3 separate regions of the Mus musculus genome follow, and all the other regions are linked to region 2. The links are chromatin loops, found by intact Hi-C in ENCODE. Cell type or tissue: left cerebral cortex. All regions are shown on one strand.

Evidence for each region. A loop is a pair of places that touch in the nucleus more often than their neighbours do. Peaks named below come from ENCODE experiments on the same cell type or tissue, not always from the same donor. Only the 100,000 strongest peaks of a DNase experiment are listed, where the experiment ranks them.
Region 1: it touches region 2 in a loop (2.5-fold over the local background); 2 of 42 quality-filtered maps call a loop at or near these places.
Region 3: a loop joins it to region 2, with 2.0 times the contacts of the local background. A loop is called at or near these places in 2 of 42 quality-filtered maps.

What each region holds. Positions count from the first base shown.
Region 1 is chr1:92,372,006-92,380,005 of GRCm38, forward strand. Gm35992 (a long non-coding RNA gene) reads left to right here and starts at 7,552. Exons shown (of 3, transcript XR_387273.1): 1 at 7,552-7,817. In left cerebral cortex, no CTCF peak of the experiment used is centred here; DNase peaks (open chromatin) are centred at 4,689, 5,576 and 7,318; H3K4me3 peaks cover 129 bases; H3K27ac peaks cover 3,991 bases.
Region 2 is chr1:92,291,675-92,299,674 of GRCm38, forward strand. No RefSeq gene overlaps it. Among named protein-coding and RNA genes, the nearest start is that of Gm35992, 84 kb to the right of the region's middle. In left cerebral cortex, no CTCF peak of the experiment used is centred here; DNase peaks (open chromatin) are centred at 4,070, 4,345 and 7,609; H3K27ac peaks cover 1,532 bases.
Region 3 is chr1:92,384,619-92,392,618 of GRCm38, forward strand. All of the region lies in intron 2 of Gm35992 (a long non-coding RNA gene), which reads left to right. Among named protein-coding and RNA genes, the nearest start is that of Gm35992, 9.1 kb to the left of the region's middle. In left cerebral cortex, no CTCF peak of the experiment used is centred here; DNase peaks (open chromatin) are centred at 2,410 and 4,844; H3K27ac peaks cover 884 bases.

The DNA of each region.
Region 1 (8,000 bases), 80 kb after region 2:
TCTGGTTTCCTCCGATTGTGCCTACATTCAGGCTGAGGGGTTTCTGTCCAGTAAGTGCAGGTTCTCCTTCATTAGGAGTCACCTGACCATCCCATGCCAGATGCTTCTGGCATGCCCTCCTGGGGAGCAGGGCGAGAATCTAGTGGGAAGGCAACCAGGAGTCCAGAGCAAGGAGGACTACACCCTGGGGACCCTGGTCATTCCACCTTGCCTTCAGATGATCAGAGTTTTGCCAGTATTTCACAGGGCTCTGTCTACAGCAAGTTTTCACCTCTCAGAGCCCAGCCCCCTGGCCTCAGTACCCTGGCCTGACCACTACACATCACCTAGGAAACTAGGAAGTTGGATACTTGGGAAGGGGGGGGGGGAAATCACTCCTTACCAGAGAGCTTCAGGAAGTCTTTGCACTTATCAGACATCAGGACCCCTTTCTCCTCCCAGGTCCTGGGACTCTGCAGGCCTACTCCTTGTGGTCCCTTGGGCTTGTCCCTGCCCATTGACCATAGGCTCATGCCCATCCCCCCTCCCACCAGTGGATGCTTCTAAGTGAGTCACTGAGAAGTCCATGCTCCCCTGAAGGAGAGAGTGAGATGAGAGATTCCCACTTGCTGTAACCCTGTGGTCATATTCATTTTCTCTGTGCTGGTCTATAACTATTAAGACACAAGAGTGTATGGTCACCCAGTCACGGCCCTGGATGTCTTGTGGTCTCTGACGCCCATGACCGACCCCATGTCATTATTCACTTCCTCCCAAGCCCTGGAGGCACTGCTCAGCCCTCCATCCACAGCTGCTATCCCCAGTGATACAGCACCGGAACCCAGCAGGACAGCACCCTGGAGGCACACATGACAGTGGCTGTCTTGAGTAAGAGCCTCTGTGGTCACTCACCGGAAACCCTCAGGAGATGCTATTAAGCTTGTCAGACAGGGGGCAGCTCCTGAGCCTTCAGGAGATTTCCAGGATGTCCCTCTCCCCCAAGAAGTTAGGTAAGAGGCAAACAATATGAAGCCAGGGTGAGGGAATCGCTTCAGGAATGTAACCGCCAATAAAGCTGCCCAGGGTGTTCTGGTGACATAGCTTTCATGATTTGTCACCTATGCTGGGCTGAGATTTTCAGTGATATGGGTCTCCAAAAGTCAGCCATGTTCCTGTAAGGAATACCATTAAACTCACTGGTGTGACAAACTGGACTCAGATGGACTCCTTTCTTTGCTCTCAGTGCCCCATCTTTCTAGGCGAAAAGACACTCCTTTATGTTCCCAGCACCAGCCCAGGGTGGGAGTGAGGATTCCTGCCACAGGCCTGCTTCTGTTGGGTCTCCTCTGTGGACGAGACATAGTGTGTTGTAGTGAGTTCAGCCTTTCGGCTACAAAGGCCCTGGACGTTCCCAGTGTACTATGGTCACAACTGGAGTTGCTACTATGCTCACCCCAGGTACTGGCTGGTTTTGTGTGTCAACTTGACACAGCTGGAGTTCTCACAGAGAAAGGAGCCTCCCTTGAGGAAATGCCTCCATGAGATCCAGCTGCAAGGCATTGTCTCAATTAGTGATCAAGTGGGGAGGGCCCATTGTGGGTGGTGCCATCCCTGGGCTGGTAGTCCTGGGAAAGCAAGCAGAGCAAGCCAGGAGAAGCAAGCCAGTAAGTAACATTCCTCCATGACCTCTGCATCAGCTCCTGCTTCCTGACCTGCTTGAGTTCTAGTCCTGACTTCTTTTATTGATGAACAGCAATGTGGAAGTATAAGCTGAATAAACCCTTTCCTCCCCAACTTGCTTCTTAGTCATGATGTTTGTGCAGGAATAGAAACCCTGACTGAAGACACCCCAGGTACTTGGTGAGCGTACACTCTGTGTCTCTAGAAAAACAAACAAACAGACAAACAAACAAACACACACATAAAACACCTGGGAGCAGGATTGCTAATCCAGACCTTCACACTGCTAGCTCTCAGCAACTGCCAAGCTGCCCCTGTGCTGGTCGTATGCTTCCTCAAGACCTGTGCCTTGGAAGTGCCACTGCCTGGACCCCCAGCTGTGCACCACTGAGGGACGCAGTGGGCATGCTTGCTGTGAGAAGAGGTCTGAGCCTGTATCAAAGAACAAAACTGCCCACCCTTCACTCCCACCACACCTCCTCACCCCATCTCTTTGGTTTCAAACTGCCAGGTAAGGATTCTAAGGTCTATGGTTTTTAGGGAGCTATGCTGTCTTTTCCAGTACATGTCAGCATATACCCAAGGGGCTGGCATCACTGCCAGAGGTCACTCACAGCTGGTACCAGTGACAAGGGAAGCTGAAAGAGAAGATTATTTCAGTTTATAGTTTGAGGGTACAATCTTATAACAGGGAAGGGACAGTGGCAAGAGCTTGAGGCAGCCGGTCACGTCACAGCTGTAGTCACAGAGCAGAGAGACGCCAATGCTAAGCCTGGTTTCTCCTTTTGATTGAGTGTAGGACCCAAGAGACGGTGCCACCCACATCTAGAGGGGGGCTTCCTTGCTGGTTAACTTCTCAGGGACGCACCCACAGGTATGTTCCCATGGATTCAAAATCATTTCAAGTTAGCAATGGAGATTAACCACCACAGATTTAGAGGCGAATTTGTAGAAAAGAACACTTGAGGTTTGGGACCTCAGGAATGGGGACCTGGTTAGGTGTGTGAAGTGGTTGCTTTGCCAGCATGGGGACCTGAACTCAGACCCCCAGCACATGTGTAAAAGCCAGGCATAGTGGTGTGCGTCTGGAATCCTAGCCCTGTGGGGTGAGGGAGGGAGCACAGAGACCAGTGTTCCCTTCAAGCTCAGCTGCTACATAGCTTTGCCAAACCTGGTTCCAAGTTAGGTGAGAGACCCTGGTTCAAAGCATAGAGTGGAGAGCACTAGAAGAAGCAAGCCCACACATTGCAAGAACACATATGTGTGTGCACACCCACACAATCTTGTGAGTCCATGTGTGTGGGCACACCCACAAAATTGCATAAGCTCAAGTGTGTGGTCACGCCCACATGCATGCCTACACACACACACACACACACACACACACACATCTCCAACAGACTTGGTCCCACCTAACAAGAAGAGTCCCTGTGAGAAATCGCCCAGTGTCACCCATGAGAAGTCTCTTTAGCACAGCCGAGGGAAGCAGGGTCAGAGAACCTCAACCTAAGAAAGCCCACCCACTCCCACTCCCGCAAATGCAAATACGTGAAGCACTGGACACATCCATCTCACGTCTGAAAGAGATGTGGCAGGGCTCTTCCTGGACATGATGGCAGCTCTGACATTGTATCGGCAGTACCAGTAGCAAGTTGCCAAGTCTTTCCTAAGTAGTTATCGATTTGTTTTTTGAAAAGTTGATTTGGTCAGGTTGGGAATGGAATTACCACTATATTTTCTTTATAGGAAGAATGGTATGCAATTATATGAAGAAACCATGAAAACCGCAGACAGAACAGCAGAGAGACACGGAAGGTTGGGAGTTACCAGTGACTGTTGGTGTTTGTCTGGTCTCTGATGCTTGTGGTACTCAGGGGTCTTCAAGGTACAGTTGAGATTGGTTGAGACTCTCTTTGTTCTAAGGTTGTGTTTACAAATTTCCCTTTTCCCTAACCTGGTTTCTGAGTGAATGATCCTCAGGGCATGCGGGCATGCACCTGTGCCCACTTTGACTTGTGTGTAGAGGGCTGCAAGCCAAGGCTCTGTGTGTGTGTGTGTGTGTGTGTGTGTGTGTGTACAGTTTGCAGCTTCTATGATTGACAGTGTGGGTGCGGTATAGAGGAAGCTATGAGGACCCAGTACAGCTTCCTGATTCATGTTTATGAGATGAAGGCTTCCAAGCAGGTAGAAGTTGTCTCAGGCAAGTGTTCAGTGATGACCTCCTTTGGGGAGAAAAGTGGTTTTGGAGTCCCACAAACTTCTGCTTCATGACCTCTGTCACTTTTAAAAGGGATTATTTTCTTGGGTATATGCATGTCTGTGTTTATGTGTTGTAGGGGGGCTGCCAGTGTTAAGGAGCATCTGGAGGTCAGAGATCAATGTCAATCATCCTCCTTTATCGCTCTCCGCCTTAGTCTTGGGGACATTGGACCTAGATATCAGCCATTTAACTAGACTATATGGCCCTGGCGATTTCCCCAGTACCGGAATTACTGTCATACAACACATAGGTGCTAGGGATCCCAGCTCAGGGCTTCGTGCTTATGTGGCAAACACTTTACCAACTGAGCCACCTGCCCAGCGGCCCTCTGTCACCTTCTTGTGCTCTTGTGTTGCTGATCTAGACACAAGCCCTTCCTGGAGGACACGCGTATGCTGCAGTGGAGGCCATGTGACAGAAGTCCCCAGGAGTAATGGGATCCTGGAGCTCAGCCAGCTCCTTCCCTGAGCAGGGGCTTGACTTTTCAAGCCACTTGAACAAGTGTATGGCTCAGTTGCCCTGGTCTGAGCCACAGATCACCAGATGTGGCTTTTCATGAGGTCACAGTCAGAATGCAAGGCCGTCAAGCCAAGTTAGCCTTTTCAGGCTTAGTGGTTTAATGTCTCTAGTTTGATGCTCAGGTGGCCTCTTGGCTCTTGTTGCATTTCCTGTCATTGACCTTGACCGGGTAGCAGGCAGCACGCCATCTTCCTGGTTCACTAATGCTGCATAGCAAGCATCCTAGTTTGTCAGTGCTAAAAATAATGAGGACGCCCACTTAGCTCACAGATATGCAATTTTGGAAGAGCTGGGAAGACTATACTGTCTGAGCCCTAAACACTGGCAGTGTGAGGAAGTGGGCCATGTGAGGCAGAAGGAAATATGAGGTCCAGAGGACCAGGTGGGGCAGAGGATGGTCTGAGGTCCAGAGGGCAGTGGGAGGCAGTGTAATATGAGACACGGTAGCCCTTACTTTGCAGGTGATGAGAGTCTGATTGCCTCACAGATTGGGGAATCTGTGATTCCAGGTTCATAAACAGAAGCTCATACTTAATGAGGGAGTTTGCACGAGAGGGAACATCTGGGGACCTTGTGTGACCCGAGAAGTGGTCTCTGACTGCTTTCTTTCCTTCTTCTACAACTGCCAGCAGCAACTGAGAGAGCAAGGGCACATTTCCCTCACACTAGAGAAGATTTAGCTCGTTGTGGCAGGAAAGGCACATCTATGGGTCTGGCCCATGGTTGCAGATGTGGCACCTCTTTTACATCTGGGTAGACCAAGGAGAGGGAGGGAGAGAACCACGAAGGATGGAGTTCTATAACCCCTGAAACCCACCACCCAGTGATCTACTTCCTGCGGCGACACTCCACCTCTTGAGGTTTCCACAGCCTCCCCAAACAGTTCCACCATATGGGGGCCTAATGATACAAATGGAACATTTCATGGTCAAATCGTTATACTCCGCTCCAAGCCCCCATAGGCTTGTGGCCGTCTAATTATGCACAATGCATCCTGGTAAGTCCCAAAAGTCGCCAGAGCCCTTAACAGTTCCCACGCTGTTCAAAAGCCCAAGTGTCTTTTCTGAGACTCAAAGCATTCCCTTAGCAGTGAGCCTCTGGGAAATCAAAGTGTGTGTTACACACCTCACATATCCAGTGGCATGGAGTACATATTTCCATTTCAAAAGGGAAGGACTGGGGTGCAACAAGGGAAGGACAGGCTGGAGCAAGACAGGAACCCAGGAGAGAAAATGCCAACCCGTGAAGCCGTATGTCTGGCATCAGAGCTCACAAGGACACTGTCTGAGCACTCGTGGGCATGCCTACGCTCCTCCTTCTCTGTTGCCCGTGACACACGTGTGTTTGCTTAGAGCTTCGCTAGGTGAAGGCGTCCCTCATATCCCAGGGTCTCCCCTGCAACCTAAGGCTTCACATTTACAGCTTCGCACGCAGTTCCTTGGGGAGCTCCTTACAGGAGCTATACACTCTCAAGTGTATACAGCTTGCTATACACTGCCTGACCTCAGTAGCTTTTCTGGAGCCTCGATACAAGTTTCCTTCTTGTTGTCTCTCATGATGCCTATGAAGAAAGCACCACACACACCATGCCAGGTTCTGACGGAAGTCTGAGGAGGCCTCCTTAGTCCACGGCCATAGTGGCCTCTGCGTTTTCTTGGCAGAGCCTGGAAAAAACCTCTTCCCAAGAAGTCATTTTCCCACAGGGTACCCTGAATGTTCTATCTTTTCTACTCTTCTTTCTAATGGATTTTCATTTTTTATGCCCTAAAGTTCTGTCTATAGTGGGGGGGGGGCTGCCTTCAAGCACCTTACCTATTGTCCCAGTACAAAGTCCAGCTTTTGTTTGTGTCATCTCTTTAACAATGATAGATGTTTTCTTTGTCCTCACTGCCTTGTCCAGAAACTTTAAACTCTTTACCCTCTTTGCCAAATAACACATTTTTAAAACCGTACTTCTGCCCTAGTTTCTCTTTTGAATGTTCACTCACTAAATGCACAGAGCAATAACTGCCACCGTCGGAATGTTTTGCTGTTTCAAATTTTCTTCCCCCAAACCAATCACCTCATTTGATGTTCTCAAATTTGTAGACCAATGGGGACTAGAGAGATGGCTCAGCGGTTAAGAGCACGGACTGCTCTCCCAGAGGTCCTGAGTTCAATTCCCAGAAACCACATGGTGGCTCACAACCATCTGTAATGGAATCCGATACCCTCTTCTGGTGTGCCTGAAGACAGAGACAGTGTACTCATATACATAAAATTTTTTTAAAAAAACTGTAGAACATGAACAGACACAGCCAGATTCTTTGCCAGAATGACATGAATGACCTTTAGCCGAGTTCCCAGTGGAGCCTGCTCCCTTCTGAGACCTCATGACCCAGGCCTTTGATGCTTGCCTGGTCTGGACTCCCACCAGAAAAGCCCATTCAGCTCTCATAGCCCCTGGTTCTTCCCTAGCACACAACGCTTCTATATTGTTCTTGCAAACCAGTCCAGAAGGCCTAAGAACGTGGTCATGTCTATTGCCTAAATGGCCCTACAACCCAGGGCCAGTGTTCTCACGTCCGTTATTTGTCACTGTGTAAAACACCTAAAGAAAGCAACTGAATAGAGGAAGAATTCATTTTGTCTCAGAATATGGGTTGTACACGCAGAGACCCTCATGCTAGGGAAGGGAGTCTCTGTGTGAGTGGCTTACGGCTTGGTGGGAGGAGCTTGCTCACATCCAAGTGGAATAGAGAGCAGAGGGAGAAAGACACTGGGTCAGAAGCAGGGCTGGTAGGAATCCCTAAGACCCATGCCTGAGTGACTCACTTCCTCCAGCCAGGCCCCACCTCCTAAACATTCCACAGTCTCCCCAACAGCTCCTCCAGCTGGGAACATATGAGCCCAGGAACGCAGTGGGGGCATTTTAAACTGAAACTGGAGTAGTAAGGCAGACACTGTTCTGAGCTCCTCTGTACCAAGGCATCTGCAGCTGTTATCCCAGAGAACTCACATCTGGAGGGGCACACACACAGAGAGCCCTGTTCATCAGAGTCCCCCCTGCAGCAACAGCCAAGCCCCAGGGCCTAGTTAACTGCAGGCTTAAAATGGAACAGGAGCTCCTCCAATTATATTACCCATAAAAATACAGTTTCCAAAAATAGCTGATTGCTTTTGTACCTGTAACGCCAGGCTGATGCGACTCTGTGTGCCTTTGTGCTGTTGAGTGCATCTGATAGTCATCAGCTGCTGGCCCCAAGTCTCCTTACTGTGGAGGCAACAGGCTAGCACTCTCCCAAGAGATCAGAGATGCAGAGCTTTGAGACAGAGAAGGGGAAGGCATGGGTCCCAACTCCTCCTCCCCACAAAGAGGAAGGGCAATTTCTCAGCCAAGGTAGGATAGCTGGAGGGAGGCTTCAGGCTTCCGAGAGAAGCCAACAAAAGTCTTCCTTGGTGATGTGTTCTTTGCTTCAAGCCGTTCTTCCTTCCTTCCTTCCTTCCTTCCTTCCTTCCTTCCTTCCTTCCTTTCTTTCTTTCTTTCTTTCTTTCTTTTTTCTTTCTTGATTTACTTATTTAT
Region 2 (8,000 bases):
CTCCCATATTAGGAAGTTCACAACCACCTAGAAATTTAGCTCCAGGGTGCTCTCTTCTGGGAGTTTCAAGTAAAGACACACACACACATACACACACACACACACACACACACACACACACACACACACACACACAGGTAAATAAATATCAATAAATATTTCAAAGCAACTTAAAGCCAAATTTAGTGGCACTTACTTTTAATCCCAACATGCAGGTCTCAGTGGCAGATGGATCTCTGAGAGTTTAAAGTCAACCTGGTTTACCTAGCAAAGTTCCAGGTCATCTAAGGCTACATAGTGAGTCCTGACACAAACAAAAATAAATAAAAATGTAAATAAAAAGCAACTTTAGAGATTTATTTTGACTCTCAGTTTGAGGGTACAGTCCAGCAAGCAGACAAGACATGGTGGCAGAAGTTGGAGACTCCTGGTCACATTGTACCTGCAGAGAAGGAGACACCTGGTCACATTGTACCTGCAGGGAAGGAAACACCTGGTCACATTGCACCTGCAGGGAAGGAGACACTTGATCACACTGCATGTGCAAGGAAGAAGCAGAGAGCGGTGGATGCTTATACCCAGCTTGATCTTTCCTTTGTATTCCCTTCAAAACTCCAGATCATAGAAAGATGGTGCTTACAGTTAAGTTTTGTCATATCAATGAACCCAGCCTGTTAATAAATAGCTTCTCCTTACAGGCATGCCCAGGGGCTAACATCTCTCTGTGATTCCTCACAGAAGTTCCCTGAAGTCCCCCACAGTTCCCTCAGGTGCCAGCTGTGGCTTCTTGAGAGATAGCACCTGGAGTTCTTATGAGTCACACCCTTGGTTCCCAAGATCCACCTGCAGTTCCTGGGGTCCCACCTGCCACCTCTGAGGCTCTATCTAGGGTTTACTTAGGCCCTACCTATGGTCCCAGGGCTCCCACCCATGGTTCCCCCAGAGCTCCTCTGAAGTTCTCTGGCTTCTAGACTTGAAATGTGGATTGCCAGCAGCCAAAGCCCTCCCGTGGTCCTCTCTCCCATGGTCCCCTCTCCCTTTATTGTCTAGTGTCCTCTAAGTGTGCATTCCGCACATGGCCATTCAAGGCAAAGGCACTCATTGACTGTTGTTAGGGGAAACAAGCATATATCTGGGAGGGATGACTCTCCTGAGGAGTGCGTTTGCCCTACAGTAGATGAATGGAATGACTGCAGCCATCTGTTGAGAACAATTGATCCTTCCAATGACCCATAAGCAATGGACCAAGAATTCCTTGGCTATCCCAGAACTGGTAACCAGGGTAAAAAGGAAACACAAAATGCTGAACTCCACGCATGACAGCTCTCATACCCTTGATGCTGTCTATCAAGTGATGTCGGTGATATCAAGGTCATGGATTCATCTAAAGAATCCCAAAGGGCACTTGACCTCAATTTTTATAATTTTCTCACTGAGATGCCAGAGAAACTTCCTTGCTGTTCTTTTATTCCCCTTTTGTTACTCAGAAAAAGTTAAAGTTGAAATGGCAATTCTCTCTGGAATTTAATATCTGTTCTCAACTATCCTGTTTAATTGCTAACCAATTCTTTAGAAAATTGAATCACTATATTACATTGTGTTTATGCACTGATGGTCTGGGAAGGGTTGGTAGGGACTTCTGCCAAAGTTAACGGCGGCTGTGTTTCAAGCTGTGAGCAGTTTATTAGAAAAATTTCAAGCTGGAATTTTCCTTCACTTTATTATTATTTTTTTGGGGGGCTTTAAAAAAATTTTAAGTTGAAGCCCCTATGTCGGGTGTAAGCGTGTTAAAGCTGGGATAGAGCGGGCAAGACTCTCTCCACCTGCCTTATAGTTGCCTGTAAACTATAGCAAGGCCTGAGAACATCGTCTGGAAGGGCTTGTGGCTGGAAGAGTGTTGAGGAGCTGTCTGACACCGCCTTAGCCCTGTTCCACTCCCATGGGTGCTTGGGTCACTGAGTGGCCACTGGCCACCTCCACCCTGGGATTCGGGACTGTCTATGAGAAAATGCCTCACATCTGAGAGGCTTTGATATTCATGGTCTAGGAGTCTTTCTAAAGTTAGATTCTCTCCGGAGAGTATATAGCAAGGCAAGAAGAGGTGGTGTAGGCTAGACCCTGGCTTTTTCCCCAGTCCCCAGCTAACATCAGCAATTGGATTTTCCTGCTGTTCGGCTCAGAACATCTGATTCTGTGTGCTGGTTGGCTTAAAGCAAACCAGAGCCACTTGCAAAGAGGGAGCCTTAAGTAAGAAGACATCTCCATCAGATTGGCCTAATGATTAATGTAGGAAAGCCTGGTCCACTGTCAGTGCTGCCACGCCCAGGCAAGGTGGTGCCGATTTATATAAAGCCAGATGAGGAAGCCATGGGACTAAGCCGGTAAGCTTAGTGATCCTTCCACCGTCTCTGCTTCAGTTCATGTCTCCAGGTTCTTGACTTCCCTTTATTGTAAACTCTAAACTGAAATAAACCCTTTTATTTATTTATTTATTTGTTTGTTTGTTTGTTTATTTATTTATTTATTTATTTATTTATTATTTTGGTTTTTCGAAACAGGGTTTCTCTATGCAGCCCTGGCTTTCCTGGAACTCATTCTGTAGACCAGGCTGGCCATGAACTCAGAGATCTGTCTGCCTCTGCCTCCCAAGTGCTGGTACTAAACGCATGTGCCACCATTGTCCGGCTCTTTTTAAAATTTTTTTATTAGATATTTTCTTTATTTACATTTCAAATGTTATCCCCTTTCCTAGTTTCCCCTCTGAAAATCACCTATCCTCTCCCCCATCCCCCTGCTCCCCAACCCACCCACGCCCACTTCCTGGCCCAGGCATTCCCCTATACTGGGGCATTGAACCTTCCCAGGACCTAGGGCCTCTCTTCCCATTGATGATCAACTAGGTCATCCTCTGCTACATATGCAGCTCGAGCCACGAGTCCCACCATGTGTTTTCTTTGATTGGTGAATAAACCCTTTCTTCACCAAGTTGTTTTTGGTCATGATGTTCACCACGGCAATTAAAAAGCAAACTAGACCGGCTTTCTGCCCGTGTCTCCTTTCCTGGACAACACGATGCCCTGTTATGTCGCTGAGGTTGCATCTTCCCAGGGTATCTTGAGAACTTACATCTGTTCTAGAGAGCCTCATGTGCACTTTAATACTGCCCAACAAATTGCCATAAAGGAACATTATTCTTTATATATGTCTTTCTGATTTTAATGAGGTCCAAGGCTGTTATGCCCGATGCTTCAGGGGAAAGAGTTGAGGGCTCAAAGCAGCTGCTTAAAAGGCCTTCCTTGAGAAAATTGTCTTGAAATGTAGCATTTAAAAAACCTTTTTACTGAAGTAATTTAATGGAGAAAAAGAGTACATGTGTCTTAAGTGTGCGGTTGGCTGGGCTTTTGTAGACTGAACATGGCCAGAAGAGCAACTATGCTATAAGAGGGGGATGTGGTAAGTCGAAGGCTCTGAGGCTGGTGTGGCGGTCTGAGAACTGAGGCTTCAACCACAGCTGGACTTGTTTGGGACCCTTGGCATTGGCAATGTCGATTGATCGAGTCTGGGATCTCTTGCTTGAGGGGTGCTGCTCTAGACCTCCAGGCTCAGGGCTGGGTAATGGCTATGAATCACTATCTTTTGATTCCAGTGCTACCACTAGGCCTCCATGTCCTTACGTGTGTACTCTGACAGTGGGCAGCAGCCAGTGGGATGACTGCACTGAGGTAAGGTCGGGCTCCTGGGGACAGGTCCTGAAGCATTCATAAAACTGCCCTGCACACCAAGCAGGCTCTGATGCCACACTACTAGAGTGACCTTGAGGAATCCTAGTGGGATCCAGGTAAATGCAAAGGCAGTGATGGGGTTGATCTGAGCTGACCTCAGGGACTCAGGGTCCACAGGAGCAGCCCTGCTGAGTCCCAGACTCTGAACTCCTTTGTGTCTGACTCTGAGGACAGCCCTGCTGGGTCCCAGGCTCTGAGCTCCTCTGTGTCTGGCTCTGAGAGATTTTTACCTTCTCTTACACCCTTGCCATAGCTGTGGCTGCCTGCCTATTCAGACTGCATTCTGCGCTCAGCAGCTACCCCCTTCTCCATGTACTTTTTTAGGCTCCTAAGTCTGTTCTTGGGCTGAGGGATGGCTCAATGGACGTAGTGCTTGCTTAGCTTATATGATGCCCTGGGTTCTTCCCCAGCAAGGGACAAACAGGCCACAGCAGTGCATGCCTGCAACAGCTTCCCCTACCTACAGTGGAGCTTTCCTGTTAATATTGCCTAAAAATGGGTTTTTGAGTTCCTGCACCAGCTGCTTCGCTTATTTAACAATCCTCCAAATGAAGGGGCTGCCACCGTATTTTTATCTCTTCTCTGTTACGATTCCTGCTGTTCACATCTCTGGGAGTGTGGTTTGGTTTGCGTTGTGAATTCCTTCTTCGGGTGGGACAGCACAGTCACACTCAAGGCTCAGAACTGTTCCTATTGAGTTGTCTCCTGAATGGGAGCTTGTGCCTCTAGTGCTTTTCCACAGGGCCCCCTTCCACCTTCTTGGACACTGAGGATCTAGCATTTCTTAAATGGCAATTTTGGTTAGTGACTTCACAGTTGGGTTTTCTCTGTTCTCAATCATTCCAAGTGAATCAGCCCAACTATGGCAATGTCCTGGGGCATCCCTGCAGACCCACTCCAACATGTCAGCTACTGGCTATTATAGCTACAAGCTCTTGCCTTGGCAGCCTATGTCCCTTCCCAGGACAGAGTGAGCGATGCTAGGCTCGCTTCAGTCTCAGCCTCTGTTGGTTTCCCTGAGTTTTTCGAAGGATCCATTGGGAGTGATTGTAGTAAGACCAGGGAAACAGAGAACTGTAACAGGGGGATGTGGTACAAAGAGAGTGTGTGAGGGTGGGGGATGTCTGTTAAGTGGCAGAGCTGGACTGATCCTTCTGAAGTCTCTCTTGAGTATCTCAGAGCAGAGGAGATGGAGACCCTTGGGCAGCTGGGAGAAGCATAATCAGAGATCCCACATTTGACTTGGACTGGTGGCCCAGAAACAGTCTTAAGTATCCCAGCATCGGTACCAAGGAAACACAGGAGGGCAGTCATGTGAGGGCTATGAAGTCATCAACATCTCTGATGGAACCACTTGAATGTGGCAGCAAAGCAGATCCCCCAGGGCAGCAGCTGGGCATGCTGCTCACAGGGACTGTGACAGTCATACCCTTGTGTGTATGAGTGTGCATGAACTTGTCTGCAGAGGGTATGTGCGACTGAGTGTGAACATATCTGAAGTGTGCCCATGGGAGGGGGCGGGGTTAGTGTGAGAGTGTGTGGGATGGGGGGCTGAGTGCGGGGAGCTATGGGGATGTATAGGGGCTGGAGGCGTGTTTGGCTTAGATACAGCCTTCCTGTGGAACTGAAGGCGAGGCTGAGGCAGGGCCACAATACCTCAGTCACATACCCCAAACTCCCCAAACTAGGTCCTCTTGCTTTGTGCCACTATGCACCTGGGCTTTTCAGAACTCACAGTGGCAGGAGGTAAAAGTGACAAATCCAGGCTGTGGAAAGAGGGGGGAATCCTCAGCACCCAGGGGTTCCAGGAAGAAGATGACTTGGAGAATGAAGTTATTTATCCAGGAATCTGTCTTCCCAAAACTGTCTTGGAGATAAATGTGACATTCAATGAAGCTTGCAGGACAAGTCATCTATTGTTGCACTAATTCAAGTTGGATAAATCAAATTCTTAATTTTATCAATGAGATAATTAAATACCCTCACACAGGTAAGCTATCATTTATAAAGTAAATGCATTTGTCTGTCTCTTGTGGAGTTCATGTGTCCAACAGAACAAATCAAAGCCCCAAGGAAATCAAAGTTCCTTAACAAAAGGCTATGACTTCAGGACTTCCTAAACTATGACTTCCTTGAAAAGAGTCTACCTCACGGAGGCAATGGCTGACTCCCCTTGGGACAGAAATGTTCAGTGGGTGGTCTCCTCCCTCACCTGAAGGGAGCTTCTGGTCCCAGGATGTAGTTTTGTCCTCTTAGTGGCTCAATGCCTCCATGACACCAGACATCAGAACTACATGTGGAATCTTTTCGGCATTGCCCCAGCAACCAGAGCCTTCCTGCCCCAATGGAGCAAAGGGTTAGGATTTGTTTTGCTCCTGTCCTTTTGGATGACAATAGCCAATAGCAGTCTGGATGTCCTTCTGTGACATCTTGGTGCCAGTGTGGCCGGACTGGACCTCTGTTCTGCCACGTTTTTGTAGAATACAAGAATCCCCAGGTCTCTGAAAGCTCCAGCTTTCTTCCCCCAACCCATCCGCCCATCCTGCCAATAAGGGGATGAATCTTAAGGCCCTTGTCAACGTTCCTGGAGTCATCAAACATACTTGAGAATTAACACTGTCCTGGTTTTTGTCTCAGCCCAGTGGGAGATAAACGGGAATGGCCAGCTTGGTGTCCATGGATGTGGAGAGGGTGGAAAGATAGAAAGGTACTTGAGGAAGAATCCACGTAGAAAGGAGTCTGTCGAGGGACTTACGTTCATTTTATTGACTGATCATGCATAACCACCCGGTGATAAGTGTCAGCCTATGGTCTTAATGTTCCTCCTAGGTCAGAGCCATCAGAGGTTGGCCTCAGATGGTTGCAGCAGCACCCAAGCAAGATGGCAGATGTGATGGGTGTCTGGAGTGTGTTCTGTAGAGCTGTAGACTAGGCATGGGAGGTTACCAATGCTCTTGGGAGATGGGCTAGACATTGGTGCAGATTTCTGTTGTTTAAACTCCAAGAGGGGTTGACTTGGCCCAGGGCAGATTGGAGAGGAAGAGCAAAAGCCAAAGGCAGAGTCAGGGCCAACTGAGGGAGGAACTTGTCCAAGAAGTCAAGTAGAATTAGTCTAATTGGGTATAGGTGAGGGAGGAGCCAGGAACATGTCTACCACAGGTTCAACCACAGGATGTCTCAGGCAGAGTGGGACTGGGCGCGCATATATTCCCAGTATCAGGAAGGGGTGACATTCTAAAGCAGCTGACCACTAGCAGATCCCAGATCACTGGAGCTATGATGATCAATGATGACTGCCACCTTGATAGGAGCAAGAATCACACAGGAGTCAAGCCTGTGGGGGTGTCTGTGAGAGACTTTTCCAGGTTGGGTTAATTAAGATAGGAGATCATCTAGCATAAATGTGGGTGGCACCATCCCACAGACTGGGGTCTTGCACTGAATTAAACAGAGACAGCCAGCTGTTGGCATCCCTTGCTCTTGGCTTCCTAACTGGTTACAATGTGACCAGCTGTCTTTCTGATCCTTGTTGCGCTGTATCTCCTCATACTGTGAGCCTTGCTCTTGGCTTCCTAACTGGTTACAATGTGACCAGCTGTCTTTCTGATCCTGGTTGCGCTGTATCTCCTCATACTGTGAGCCAAAGCCAACAGCCACTTCTTCCTAAAGTTGCTTTGGTCAGGTATTTTGTTACATCCAGAAAAGCAACATGGAAGGAAGGGCTCTCTTTCCAGGACTGCATTTTCTCGCCTTCTCTGCTCCACCAGCTGTGCGCCCTGGTGTGTCTGCACCCCCAGCGCCTGCCAGTGTCTTTAGCTCATTTCCTCTGCTTGGGTTTTTTCTCTTTAATCTGCATACTCTTTTCTCGTTTCTTTTTATAAAAGGAAGCCTGACATTCATTTAGCTCTTTCATAACGTTTCAGGGAACTGAGACGAACTCTGTGTCTTATAATTAGGACTCTGGGCAATTTTAGGAAGAAATAACCACATCTTCCCAAACTCTTTATAAAACTTCCTGGGAAAATGTGACCGTGCTGTTTGGAAGGCAGAGCAGCCTCCTTCCCAACTCCATGCAGGCCCCATTTGGGGGCCTTGGTGGCACCTTGCATGCCATCTCTCTGTGATCTCTGCTGAAACAGGAACATCCAGCCTCCAGTCTGGAACAGCCCCCAGACAGTGCTGAAGGCTGGCTAAGACAGTGGCAAAGAGCTGGGGGAG
Region 3 (8,000 bases), 93 kb after region 2:
CAGGAAGAAAATGGAAAAGATGTAATTCCTCCCAAATAGGAAAGTGCCCTAGAAACTTCAAATTCCTGAGGGAATATATTACTTAAGGTTCCTTTGTAAGTTTTTTCCCTCCACGGGAAAGAAAATTGGATTTATGACTGATTCAAGTATCAGTTAGCAAGTGAAAATTTTAAGCAACTATGTTAAATATGTTAAGTAGGGAAATATAGAAAATAGAATCTTAAGGATTTCAAATGACAAAGATCTTTAAAAGTCATATAGACCTCCAAGAACTAAAAGCCACAATATCTGAATCTAAGAAATTCATTTGGTGGATTTAAAAATAAACAAGAAACTGTGGCACAAGAGTTTGTAATCTGAGAGAGGAAAGGAAAAGAGAGGAGAGGAAAAGAGAGGAGAGGAGGGAGAAGGGAAGGAAGACAGAGGGAGGGAGGGAGGGGAGGGGGGAGGGGAGGGGGGAGGGGAGGGGGGAGGGGGAGGGAGTGTGTGTCAGAGAAGCAGAAGTGCTGGGTAATAGCTGTATCCTCAAGACCACAGACCATGACAGATGCTTTGAAGAAAGAGGCTGGGGAGGACTCTACTAACCTAAAAGTCTGTGTGAAGAAAAAAAAAAATTGGTCAAAATCAGAAAGAAGGGGGGAGATGGTTTAGTAAGTGAAGGTGACTGCTACCAAGCCTGACAGGCTGAGTTCTATCCCCAGGACCCACAGATAGGAGGAGAGAACTTAGTGCCAAACTGTGTCCTCTGACCTCTGCACATACCCTTTGGTCTCTCTCTCTCTCTCTGTCTCTGTCTCTGTCTCTGTCTCTGTCTTAAATGTAATTTTAAACTGTTTTTGTTTATTTGTTTCATTTAGTTTAGGCAAAAGCAACTGTGTTCAGAGAAAGCACAGAATTTGTTGGAAAACTCAGTTCAAGAAACAGTAAAACTGGGGCTGGTGAGATGGCTCAGTGGGTAAGAGCACCCGACTGCTCTTCCGAAGGTCCAGAGTTCAAATCCCAGCAACCACATGGTGGCTCACAACCATCTGTAACAAGATCTGACTCCCTCTTCTGGTGTGTCTGAAGACAGCTACAGTGTACTTACATATAATAATAAATAAATCTTTTTAAAAAGAAAGAAAAAAAGAAACAGTAAAACACAAAAGCCATGTTCCTTGGACTGAAGAAGGGGTGACTTGTAAAGATTCAGTATAAAGGATACTTACTAACATGCCAGCAGCAGCAAGGAGCATGTGCGTCAGGCTTGGGAACCTCCCACCAACAAAGTAACAGACACTGACCTGCAGAAGGTTTGCTGGGGACACAGCTGTGAAGGGTCAGGGAGGGTAGCAGAGCAGGTGAATAGCGCTTTGAACCATGATGCTGGCTGCTACCCATGGAAGGAGAGGAAAGGGGAGAGGGTGGGGTTGAGGAGCCCAGACTGCACAGCAATGAGATCATCTTGACTGTCTCCTTCAGGCTACAGGGAGCCTTGCATTAGGATCACCTTTCAAGGGGATTCTACGGGGCAGGAATAAGTTAACTGTGTCCTTCTTCCATGCTTTTCCTTGGCTGGACATCCTGTGACAGCGACTGTGGCCTTAGCATGATGCTATAGAGGACCTACAAGTGCAGTGGCTGAGACTGCCCTCCAACACAACTCTCCCTCCATCATGTCCTCATGGTTCTTCAGGGCACCTTCATAGCCAGCACTGCTCTGTGTGTGGTACCACTGCTGTTAAAAAGTTGATGCACTACATCAAGAGAATGCATGGAAGAGTCTTTGGGCAGCCTCTAAGAGAAAAGCATAAAATTTATGTTTAGAATAACTTTAAATAGTATTTGAATCTGGGTGTGGTAGTATAAGCCTGTAACCCTAGAAATCGGGTACCTGAAAGGTAAACAAGTTTAAGACCATCCTGGGCTATAAAGTTAGTCATTCTTCGTCTCTCTATCTCTGTCTGTCTGTCTGTCTGTCCCCTCCCTCCCCCCCTCTCTCAAACACACATACACACATACATACACTTGATGCATAAAAAAGAAGACAAAAACAGATGGGACAAACAGAAAATAAATAGCAAGACTTTACAGTAATTATATTAAATGTAAATGGCACAAATTCAAAGGAAGAACAGATCATATTGCATAGATGAAATCTCTCTTGTGTATAAGATTTAAATTTGAGATTTTTGTGGCTTTCCTTTGGTATATCTTAGTTTGTGGGGGAAATCTCTCAAGAGAGCACCTATTTTTAATGGGATAAATTTATACTCTGTACCAGAAAGGAATTAAATTGAGAAGTCTTACAATTTTGCAGAAACTAAATATGGTAAAACATTCAGAAGAACCATAAATAGATATAGTTCACTTGACACATTTTATCTTATGTTTGCAGAAGAAATGTACTCTCAATGGAGGCATAAAGATGGTTTCCATGGAGACACTTGGTCTGAGAGGTTTACACATTGATGCATTAAAAAAAGCAGAGTGAAGACTGTCCTCCACTTTGTAGACATGAAGCTGAGAGACCCCTCAACACACATCATGACCATGAACGAGCCAGTGGAAGGTGCCTACACTTTAAAATGCACTAATGGCACAATAAAAAGATAAGAAGAAAGCAGCTTTAGGAAGTGATAAAAATGGTAAATATTAAGAAAATAAGTGTTGGGCTACACAGTGACACCCTGTTTTTAAAACTCAACAAACAAACAACAAGAAACACATAATAGCGGTGCATGCTTTTTTAATCCAAAACATGAGGAGTAAACACAGGTGAATCTCTATGAGCTTGAGGAAGCCTGGTCTAACAGTGAATTTTAAGCTATATAGAGAGACCCTGTCTCAAAAATTAATTAATTAATTAATTTAAAAAGATAATTTTCATGAAAAAAACTAGAATGGTATTAGAGAGGTGGTTAAGCAGTTGAGAGTGATCGCTGTCACTCCTCATTGTTCTGTTGAATGAAGGGTCTCTAACGTGTAGAACAGAACCATTACTGAGCAGCCAGATGGATTAGCTGCATAATTGATTAGGGCCACACCACCAATAAGCACACTGAGTGAGTACTGTCGCATCTGAAGCTTCCATAAGCCATTCCACTGAAGCTGTGATTGTCTGGCCTGGGGAGCACTTCCCTCACAGGCACTACCATTAGCCTGAGGGCATCCTGGCATCCTGGAACTGGCACTCTCAGCACTTGCCCATGCTCAAACTGAGAAAACCATGAGATGCTTGATGTCCCAAATGTATTTTTTACTCTGCCAATAAGAATCAGACACAGACGCAAAGGGGCCCACTCACAGGAGGTACGAACCAGGAGTGGGAACCAGGAACTGATGGGATTCCTAAGATGCTGTGGCTTTAGTGCTCAGAGTTCAGAGTCTCCAAGGAGCTCAGCAGTCCAGGCCTCTCCTTGTCAAAAGAGGGACTGTGGCTGAGTCATGATGAGGAAACAGGGCCCCAGACCCTAAGACAAAGCTGCTGACTCGGGTCTAGGGATTTCTCTATGACCAAGTGGCTCCTGGGGTCAGGGCTAGTTTCACCTTACTTTCCCATTCCAGGAGAATAGGCTTAGACCTGCTAAATGGCTGAGATGGAGAAAAAGAATTGCCCTCCTTAGGGTTTCTGCAGCCAGGGAGGGAGGTCTAAGTCCAACCCCAGTATGTTGGGGCACCCCCACTTGGATGCTCTACTCCTCCTGGTACCTTCATAGAGGATGTGGCTCATTCTAGAAGGTGAGTTAGGGAAGCTCTGCTTACCCCAGCCAGTATTCCCATCTTCCAAAGAGGCCTAGGCATTCGATTCATATCCCTGATCTTATCCAAGGCCAAGTTGGACTTGACTTCCAGCTCATCTGGACTGTTTGGTCTCCTCAAGGCAGACTGGCTAGCAAGTTCAGACACACAAATAATAAAATAAACCCACCCACATGCCCAGGACCACTAACAACACTGAGCTCCCACAAGGAGTGTTCCTTAGATAAGCCACTCCTCTGGAACAAGATGAGTTCTCCTGCCTGCCATGGGGTTGCACTTGTGGTCAGAGTTGTCTAGAGTGGGGTGGGTAGCCCTAACCCTGAAGCTTGTGAAGTATCCCTGTGGCATGCTCACTCTGACCCTCAGGCGCCACCACTGGGCTATCTGGAGCCATGTCTTAACGTGGTTACCACATCTTCCTCCAGCCCGTGTTTTTTAATGAGGAATTTCCTGGAATATCTGCAATTAAATGACCACAGCCCTAAAACAACTCTTGACCTCTCTTAATGTTTTTAAATAAACTCCTTCGGTAAAATTTAACTTCTACACAGAATATTGCCAACATGTCAGAGTATGGCTCACTGGGTGTATATGGGGTGACCAGCTCCAATAAAGAGTTTTTCTGGGTAACCAAGGGCCTGGGTCTTTTAGAAGAACTATCCTTGGCTCAGAAACTCTCTGTGGGCTCCTTCTGAGAAAAACTTTGCAGTGTCTACAGCCTGTGTGAGAGCTGCCCTCCTGAGCGTGTTGGCAGCAGAGCCTGATGGAGCTTGGAACCTGGATGCTACCATGAAGCAATCCTGCTGCAGAAACATTGATGGCGTTCATATGTGTCACTCTGCTGGGTGTGACACTGGGAGGAAGTCACTGTAGAAGGGCTCCTGAATAAGCCTCACTGCACTCCTGAGGCGGCAAGCTCTGCCCACGTCAGTGAACGGTGAAAGTGGGTCTTCTCTCTGCCTCTCCACCACAGACTCATTAGGTTGGCTGGACCCTTTGTCAATGGCTTGTTCAAGTCGTGTGCTCCTGGCCACCCTGTGCAGGGAAGGGTCTAACCCAGGGCTTTCTGCAGGCTAGGCCAGTGCTCCTTGATGCACTGAGCCACACCCTTAGGCTTTTTGCTTATTTTTGTCATGAAGGGCAGGAATTCCGGATCAACCCTGTGAGAACCAGCAGCTGCAGGGATGATAAGTACTACTCGCGTTCTGGCATTTGTATCTGTCTCCTTTTCTTTCTGGCTTTGCTTCATTTGTTTTTCATCTTTTTCTTCTTTGCCTTAGTACCAGGCTTCTTCTTTACATTCTGTTTTCCTCTCTATCAGTTCCTTACCCCCATACTCCTTTAGTTTCTTTCGGGAGAGCTTCACAGCCTCTAAGATGGGAGAAACGCATTCTTCAGTTATAGAATTCTGAAAGAAAAACTGTGAAATAAAATACACATCTATATAGCATGCAATTATCATATACAATAGAACACTTCAATATTTATTTTATGTAAGTATAGTTTTATATGCTAAAAATAAATAGGGGAGTGTGTGTGTGTGTGTGTGTGTGTGTGTGTGTGTGTGTGTGTGTGAAAAGATGGCTCCTTGGGTAAGCCTGCATGCCATGCAAGCACAAGCCTGGATTCAATCTGAGCTCTCAGGTAGACAGCAGGGCATGGCTGTGGGTTCCTGTGGCCCGAGCTTTGGGGCTGAGACGTCAGGCAGAGTCAGGGAGATCACAAAGGTGTGCTGGCCAGCTAGCCTAGCCAGAAAAGGGAAAGTTCTAGGTTAAGTGGAACCCTGTCCTCAGGGAATAAGGAAGAGAGCAATAGAGGAGGACATTCAAAGTTATCCTCTGTCCTCTGTATTCGAGTGCATAGGTGCACACACCTATACACACCTATGCACACATACCAGCACACAAACATACATGCAACACACACATATACACAGTTATTGTCCATCCTCTGTATTCGAGTGCATAAGTGTACACACCTACACACAAACCTATGCACACATACCAGCACACATCCATACAACACATACATGTATGCATGCATGTGCACACATACACACTGTTCTAAGCACTCAGTGTTCACCCAGACCGACCTGGGCACTTGCCACTTCCTCATTCAAAGCTCCATCACGGATCGTTTCGCTCCTGCAGGAGACTTCTCTCATGCATTACCGTTACTTCATGTGTTGTGGCTGCAAATTTTCTCAAAGTTTAATTGAAAATCCCCCTGGTTTACCTTGGTTTTTAGATGATGTTGTCACAGGCATAGAATTCTAAGTTTGTAATTATTTTTCTTAGCACTTGAGTGGCCGCAATTACTTATTGTCCTCTGGTTTCTATGTTTTCTGCTGAGAAAGCAGCTGTCAAGTTCATTTGTTTTTGTTTTTGTTTTAAATAATCTCCTCTCCTCTTCTCTCATCCAAATTTCTTCCCAACACCGTCTCAGACTGGATGTATACACTATACCACCTTGGATGTTGCTGGCACACAGTTCAGCCATCTCTGCCCCAATCCCACCAACCCCCTGCCTCTGCATGCTCCCCTAGCACCTACTGCTCTGACTCCTGTCTTCTCCAGCTTTGACTCCATCAGGACCCTCACGACTGAACTCGGTTTTTGTCCTTCTGTGACTGTGTTCTTGGGGTCCACCAGTACTTTGGTACATCTCAGAATGTCCCCTGTCCCTTCCAAGGCTGCTCTATAGCTCTGTGTATGAACAGATGGAATTTTGGTTGTCTGTTCCCCCACCAGACACCTGAGACGACTCCATTTTTGAGCAGTTGTACACAATGTTGCTGTAGACACCAGTGTGCACAGATCTTCTTGGGGCAATTTCCCCCATTGTTTCAGAGGATATACCTGAAGACAGAATTTCGGAATTACATGGCAAACACACTTTTAATTTCTGGAAGAGCCAACATATTGCTATTCCTAGCAGCTCTACCATTGTATATCATTATACATCCTCTCCAACAATGGAGAGAGGAGAGAGCCACAGCTCGCCCGCACTCTTGCTGTCACAGGCTCTTCACATTTGTTTCTCTATTGTAGTCATCTCACTGTGTGACATTAAGGTGTGTGTGTGTGTGTGTGTGTGTGTGTGTGTGTGTGTGTGTGTGTCTGGTTTGGTCTTTTTGGGGAACTTCACTGTGGTATATCTAGCTTTAGATTTCTTAAACTTATTTTTCTTGAGGTCTGTAAGTTTTCACAGTTTTGATTAATGCACATATTTGGTTTTTGGTTTGCTTTGGTTTTGGTTTTTTGTCAACTTGATATATGCTAGGGTCATCTGTGACAAGAAGACCTCTCAAGTGAGACAATTCCCCATAAGCCTAGCCTGTAGGCAAATCTGAGGGACATTTTCTTGATTAATTATGGATGTGGAAGGGCCCAGACCACTGGTGCAGCACCTCTCTTGGGCAGTGGGTGGTATAAGAAATCAGGTGGAAGAAGCCGTGTGGGCCAGTAAATGGCGTTCCTCTATGGCCTCCGCTTCAATTCCTGCCTCCAGGTTCCGCTTGGCTCCCCTTCGTGATGGACAGTAAGGTGTAAGATGAAAGAAACCCTCCCCCTCCCCCTCCCCCCAGTTGCTTTAGGTCGTGGTGTTTATCACAACAGAAGAAAGCGAACTGAGACAGAGAATTTGGTATTTGGCAAGTTCTGGGCTGGTAAGCATTCATACTGCTTTGTTCGATTAATCTCCCTGCCCTATCTCCTCCCCAGGGCTCTGATTGCATATATGTTGAACTTACTCTTTTGTATTTATTTACTCTGTGTGTGTGTGGGGGGGGGGGTACAGAGGTGTTGATGAGTGGTTGTATGCATGCCATGGTACACTTGAGGTCAGAGGACAACTGTGGGTAGTTGGTTCTCTCCTTCCACCATGCAGGTCCCATGAATTGGATGTAGATCATCAGACTTGGAGCATGCACCTTACCTTCTAAGCTATCTTGTCAGCCCCTGTTGTGCTTTTTAAAAACGATCTGCCACAAAACCTTTTTACTCTATGCCTGTTATCCATGTATTTTCTGGTACCTCAGAGGTCAGAGGCATTAGATCCCCAGGATCTGTAGTCATGAGCAGTTGCGAGTCTCCATGTAGGTGCTGGGAACTGAACCCAGGTTCTTGAGACAAGCAGGAAGTGCTCTTGACTGCTGAGCTGTTTCTTCAGCAGCTCGGTCCAGAATCTTGATCCCTTGGTTTCACTTTGATAGTCGGTGCCCTTCAGCAATTTTAAGTGTGTTTATCAAAGGCTTCAGC